2 separate regions of the Homo sapiens genome follow, and region 2 is linked to region 1. Evidence: read pairs that join two places in POLR2A ChIA-PET (ENCODE). Cell type or tissue: A673. All regions are shown on one strand. Each heading gives the region's core, and the rest is flanking DNA. Links, peaks and the distances in the headings are about the cores only. Region 1 overlaps FRY (FRY microtubule binding protein). Region 2 overlaps FRY (FRY microtubule binding protein).

Region 1 (2,920 bases), core at 126-2,625:
TAAAAGGCAAAATGGCATTGAGGATGAATCACATGAATACAGACCAAGAACAAGCAATAAATCAAAAAGGTACATTTCTTTTGTGTAAGGATCATGGTTTTATTTTGTTTTGTTTTCAGGAAACATAAATCAAAATTAGAGTTACAAGGCAATTGGGTCTTCCTGACTCTTCACAAGGATGCCTAGCAGGTGCTGCAGGGGCCCTGTGTCTGTAGCAGGTAACCCATTTGGAGCACCGAGTCACTGCCAGCCGTCACGGGTTGAAAATTCATACACAGCTTTATTTCAACTTTGGTGGAGACAGGTGTGAAGGGCCACAGGTCACTTTCTTGCCAGCTTCTTTCCTCTGCCCTCTCCCACTGAGTCTACACCCAAAGCAGAATGCTGACTTCAGGCCTTGCGTGACATGCCAAGATATTTTAGTCCTCGTTCCAGTAACCTTGAGTGCTCAGTGTACTGTAGTGGGAAGGACGCTGGACTGGACGTTAGTGGTAGTCCTGGCGCTGCCACTATTTAGCCATGTGACTTTGGGCAGCTCCCCGCCTCTCTGTACCTCAGCCTCCTTGTGAGCAAAACAAGGAAGTTAGGTGACACCATCTCCAACTCCTCCTTCCAGCTGAGTATTTTGTTTATTTATTCTCTGTTCCCTTCTTCCTGTGGGTTTGAAAAATGGAACTTGCTGCTCCAGGAGCATATCAGCATCTGTAAAACTTAAGATTCTCATTAATGTGTGTCCTCCCCAAATTTTAGGTAAGCACATATAATTTCATATGTTTAGTCAACCTATAGCAAGGCAGTGAATATAAGAAAGATTAATACACTTACCTTTTTTAAAAAAAATAAAAGATTATTTTAAAAAGTAGTTAGATTTCTCCACATGAATGGATTATTCCAATTAAAAAAATACTTTTAAAGTCTGTAAACTGAAATTAATCAACCAGAAAATCAGACATTAACTACTTTTTGTGAATGATTTATTTCTCTCATTTTTCTTGAAAGTCCTAATACTGTTTCAAAAGACTTCTTTTGAAATAGAAGAATTGTAACATTACCATGTTACACTTCAACAAAATTTGTAATCTGCTTTTATAATGTGCTTGAATTTATGCAAGATTTAATCATATAATTTTGTTTGGGAGAGAGATTAATAACTTTTTCGTATTGAATTTTTTTTAGTGAAGAAGGAAATTTTTAGAATTTTTAGATATAACTCAGATGCCATAAAATTCACCCTTTTAAAGTATATAATTCAATGTTTTTAGTATATTTACAGGGTTGTACAACCATTACCACTCTAATTTCAGAACATTTTTATCACCCCCAAATCCTGTACCCATTAGCAGCCTCTCCTCATGAATATTTTTTTAATTTATCAGGTTTTAAAAATAGAATTTAAATTGTTTATCTGAAAAATGGTTCAGACCATGTGATTAAGAAATTAAAAGGATCATTTTATTATTTTTTCCATATTACATGTTGTCTTATGAACAGATATTAAACCTTCCCAGGGGCAGGGAGTGGGACAGTTTTTAGTGAGTTGAATTGAGTTTTAGTTTTGTTCCTCTGTTTTGTCAGAATTTAGTTGCTGAAATTAGATTTTTCATGAATTGATTTCTTTATGGATTAAAAATTATAGTTTTTAAAATTGTGTTACTGATTATTTTCAGGAGATCAGAGTAAGTACTGAGATCAGATAAAGAATCAGGACAGTAAAATTTGACTTAGTAGCATTTTAGTTAATGCTTGAATTTTTAAAATAAGAGAGAAAATGTGCTTAGAAAACAGCCAAATGAATGAAGCTCTCTAGGGTATGGTGTAGCTAAATGTGAGTTTCTGCTACTAGGAAAAAAAGGTTGGGGGGACTTTAAGGAGGAGCATAAACTACTGAAAATAGATGTCAGGGATGCACATTGGGTTGTGATTTCTGAGATTAGTACAGTATCAGCATTTGGACTGCCAAATAAATCTGTCAAATGTCTCTGGCTCCTGGCAGTTAGACTGCAAACCAGCAATAAAGTTGAATTCATTATTAGAAATGTATATGTCTTACTTTGATTTGAAAACATAATTTGGCTTATTAAATAAAATAGAATCAAAGGTCTACATTTTTTTTTCTGCCAAGAACTGCTACTTTCTCAGGTTCCTCTGGCCACTTGTAAAGACCCTTAGCATCCAGCACAAAAATACTCTCTCTACTGCTGCTGGCCATCTCTGGGAGTTCTCCTTCCTTTTGGTCTTTCCAACTTCCTGTCTCCTTATTCTATAATATAATGGATATAAAGCCTGATTTCTGAGTGCCCTCCTTTTTAATGCAGCTGCATAGATTTTCCTTTCCCCCAGCTCGCAGTGCCGCTTACTAGTTCCAGTGGGTCTTGAAGGACTTTAGATAGATGGTTTTGTTCACAGCTCTTTCTCCTGGCAGGGCTGTTCATAAATGATCCTGAAAGAATGAGTTCCTACTCTGTTGATACATTTACTCCTTGAAAGATAAACATGCAAGTTCCTTCTTAACGCGTTCTGTCATCCACCAGCCTTAATTTGACTTGCTCAAAGTTACAGAGCACTCCAGAAGGTCTTCTTTATATCTTAAATATCACATTATTTTCTTCTTATTCCCTTTTGACTAAAGAGAAAAACATTCCAGATTTAAAATAGTCTTGATTTATTTTGAAAAGATCTTCCTGGCAAGTCTAAATCCTGTCATCCCTCCTCATTGGTTTTATTTAATATATACTATTGAGCATTTATGTGTTTGGGAAATTATGCTAAATACTTTACATGTTTTATCTTCTCAAACTATTATGTAAGTACTATTATTCACATTTTGTAGATGGAGAAATTGCCGATAAATAGAAGAGGCATAATTTTATGCCAGACTGTTCCACACCAGAGTCAGTGCTCTAGGCCACTTCTTGTGCCA
Region 2 (2,920 bases), core at 88-2,587, 140 kb after region 1:
AGCTTGTTTCACTAGGAGACAGACACGACCCTCTGCTTTAAAACAGAGGGAAATTAATAAATGATAATGCTCATAAGTTTAACAGTAACTCACATCTCTCATATTATGTTGTTCACTGAGCTCTCATCAGAAAAAGTTGTTTTATTTTATTCCAATGAACCATCAGGCAGTGTTTCAAATTACCAGTAAATGAAAAGATTCTGTACTAGATTTTGTCAGATCATTTGTTTAGGTTAAAATTTGCATATCAGTCAGCTGAGTAATATTTTTCTTCCTTTATTCCTAACAGAAAGAAAAATAAAACCCAAATCCATTTCTAGAAAAAAAAAGTTATGTTAGTCAAATACACTTATTTATTAACTGATGGTTTGTAGAGAAAGTCTGAATGCAACTAAAAGCTTTCTTTAACACTTACATGGCCACTTAAGCTAGTTCTCGGTAATTCAAAATATACAAATCAACAATAATATTTGGGGCCGGGTGCAGTGGCTCACGCCTGTAATCTCAGCACTTTGGGAGGCCGAGGCGGGTGGATCACTTGAGGTCAAGAGTTCAAGACCAGCCTGGCAACATGGCAAAATCCTGTCTCTACTAAAAATACAAAAAATTAGCCTGACATGGAACCCAGAAGGTGGAGGTTGCCGCAAGCTGAGATCGCGCCACTGCACCACTCCAGCCTGGGCAACAGCAAGACTCTGTCTCAAAAGAAAAAAACAAAAAAACAGTAATAGGCTGGATGTGGTGGCTCACGCCTGTAATCCCAGCACTTTGGGAGGCCGAGGCAGGTGGATCATGAGGTCAGGTGATCAAGGCCAGTCTGGCCAACATAGTGAAATTAACAATTTTCTACACCGGGACAATTATTTAAAGATGAGCCTAAAGCAAAAGTTAAGGTGTTGCTGCTCTGGCCTCTGCATAGTGCATGATCCATCAGACTTTGCCCAGCTGCTCTGATAGTCTTTAACTCTGCATTGTATCTGTGAAAATTGCTGTGGCAGAAATAGGCTGGAATGTTTACCTAATGCTCTTCCACTAAATACCCAAAGGATTCTGGAATGTGCTACAAGCAGCATAGCTCCTACTTTTTTCTCCTTCTGAAAACAGTACTAAACAGGGGCCGACCTCAGGGTGGTGGGAGTGGGTGACACCTCTTTTGAAGTTTTCATACTAATGGTCTCTTTGTTACAGATTTTTGAAAACACAGATCATTGGTAGTGTTTACCAAAATCAACTTTTTAAAAAATGTAATTATTACCCACCATGCCAAAGAAAAGTATGTAATCATTTCTGCCTATGACTTCACATGAGTTTACATGAAAATAGTGTGCTTTTACTACTTTTCACATTGGGTAAACAAAAGTTTTGATACCAAAGTCGATGAGGGCCTAAGAGTTAATAATGACAATATTTGTTCCCAAGCTATGACTAATTGAATGTGTGAACATGTGAGTGCAAGAGGATTTTGGCATAAAAAACCGGCTGATGGTGTGATTTCAGGGTGAGAGTATGGACAATTTCAACTGGGGAGTGCGCAGACGTTCTCTGGACAGCCTGGATAAGTGTGATATGCAGATTCTGGAGGAGCGCCAACTGTCAGGAAGCACTCCTAGCCTGAATAAAATGCACCATGAGGACTCCGATGAATCATCCGAGGAGGAGGACCTCACAGCCAGCCAGATCCTGGAGCACTCAGACCTAGTAAGTAGCGGCTCTCCCACTCTAAGAATTGGGAGGCTTATTTTTTGTAACTAATGCAGGAGGACAGTTTCCAGTTGCAGCTAAGGAAACTTTCCACAGCTGCTGAACTAAAATCGGAACTGTCAGGTGGTGTCATACGGGTTCTAGCTGGCAGAGTCTTCTCTGTAGGTTGCAGATGGAAACAAAGACTGGGGTCCATGTGATTCACCCTGAAAGCCACCAGATCTGTTAAGGCCTAGATTTTTCCCAAATACCTTTTATGATTCTGGAATCTTTTTAAAAATTCCCCAGATCTCTAAAGTGTGGAGATATGACAGACATTTTGATGTGATTTTCTGAAAATACCTGGATTACTAGCTGCTATGTTTAAGGCCCAATAATGGTGAAATGTGGAAGTTAAAAAATTAAGACGTATTAACCAACAACTAGAGAATAAATGGAGCTTTTAAAGAATGGGAACTTCATACTATGTTTAATTTCCTTTGCTTTTTAAACAGATCATGACTCTCTCCCCCTCTGAAGAGACGAATCCCATGGAGCTGCTCACCACAGCCTGTGACTCGACCCCTGCAGAACCTCATTCCTTTAACACCAGAATGTCCAGCTTTGATGCTTCCTTGCCTGATATGAATAATCTGCAGATTTCTGAGGGTTCAAAGGTGAAGAGATTTTAACAATGATGATTTGTACTTCCCTTAAAACCCTTAAAAAAAAACACTTCCAATTTTCTGAGAATTCTTAAGGGGTCTCAAGTAGAAAGACTATCTTTATCTTTTTCTTTCTCTCTTTTTTAAAATAATAGAAGTTTGTGCACCTGAGCCTATGTTTTGAAGTTGTTTTACCCCCACAAACTTGAGCAGCCATCTTCTTGGCTGAAAGACTTGATTTGAGGTCTTTTTAAAATGAGACATTTTGCATGAACACTGCTGGTGGATGGCAAAACCAGTGGTGTATGTCTGAGATGGCTGTGACTGGGAAACTGCTGATCTTTGTCATGAATTTTATAAAACAATATGCTAAGTGAGGTGTGGGTGTATGCACATATTTGGGGAATTTTTTCCTTTGTAGGAAACAATTATACAATTTGTACATTGATTCAGTGCTTGCCTTTTGGCATACTATCAGAATTTTTAATGTCAATCACAGTCTTATGCCAGATTCGCACAAAACTCTTCTTGCCAGAGTCTGTGAGGAGAAAAGTAACTAATGGATGTAATTTTCT

What was found. ChIA-PET counts read pairs that join two places held together with the same protein. Peaks named below come from ENCODE experiments on the same cell type or tissue, not always from the same donor. Only the 100,000 strongest peaks of a DNase experiment are listed, where the experiment ranks them.
Region 2: POLR2A ChIA-PET joins it to region 1 with 6 read pairs; 2 of 35 experiments call an interaction of 5 or more read pairs at or near these places.

The regions. Positions count from the first base shown.
Region 1 is chr13:32,117,405-32,120,324 of GRCh38, forward strand. It overlaps FRY (FRY microtubule binding protein), which reads left to right. Exons shown (of 61, transcript NM_023037.3): 4 at 1-69. Among named protein-coding and RNA genes, the nearest start is that of FRY, 87 kb to the left of the region's middle. In A673, for the core only: no CTCF peak of the experiment used is centred there; no DNase peak of the experiment used is centred there.
Region 2 is chr13:32,260,119-32,263,038 of GRCh38, forward strand. FRY (FRY microtubule binding protein) reads left to right here. Exons shown (of 61, transcript NM_023037.3): 52 at 1,498-1,698; 53 at 2,196-2,357. Among named protein-coding and RNA genes, the nearest start is that of ZAR1L, 54 kb to the right of the region's middle. In A673, for the core only: no CTCF peak of the experiment used is centred there; a DNase peak (open chromatin) is centred at 1,633.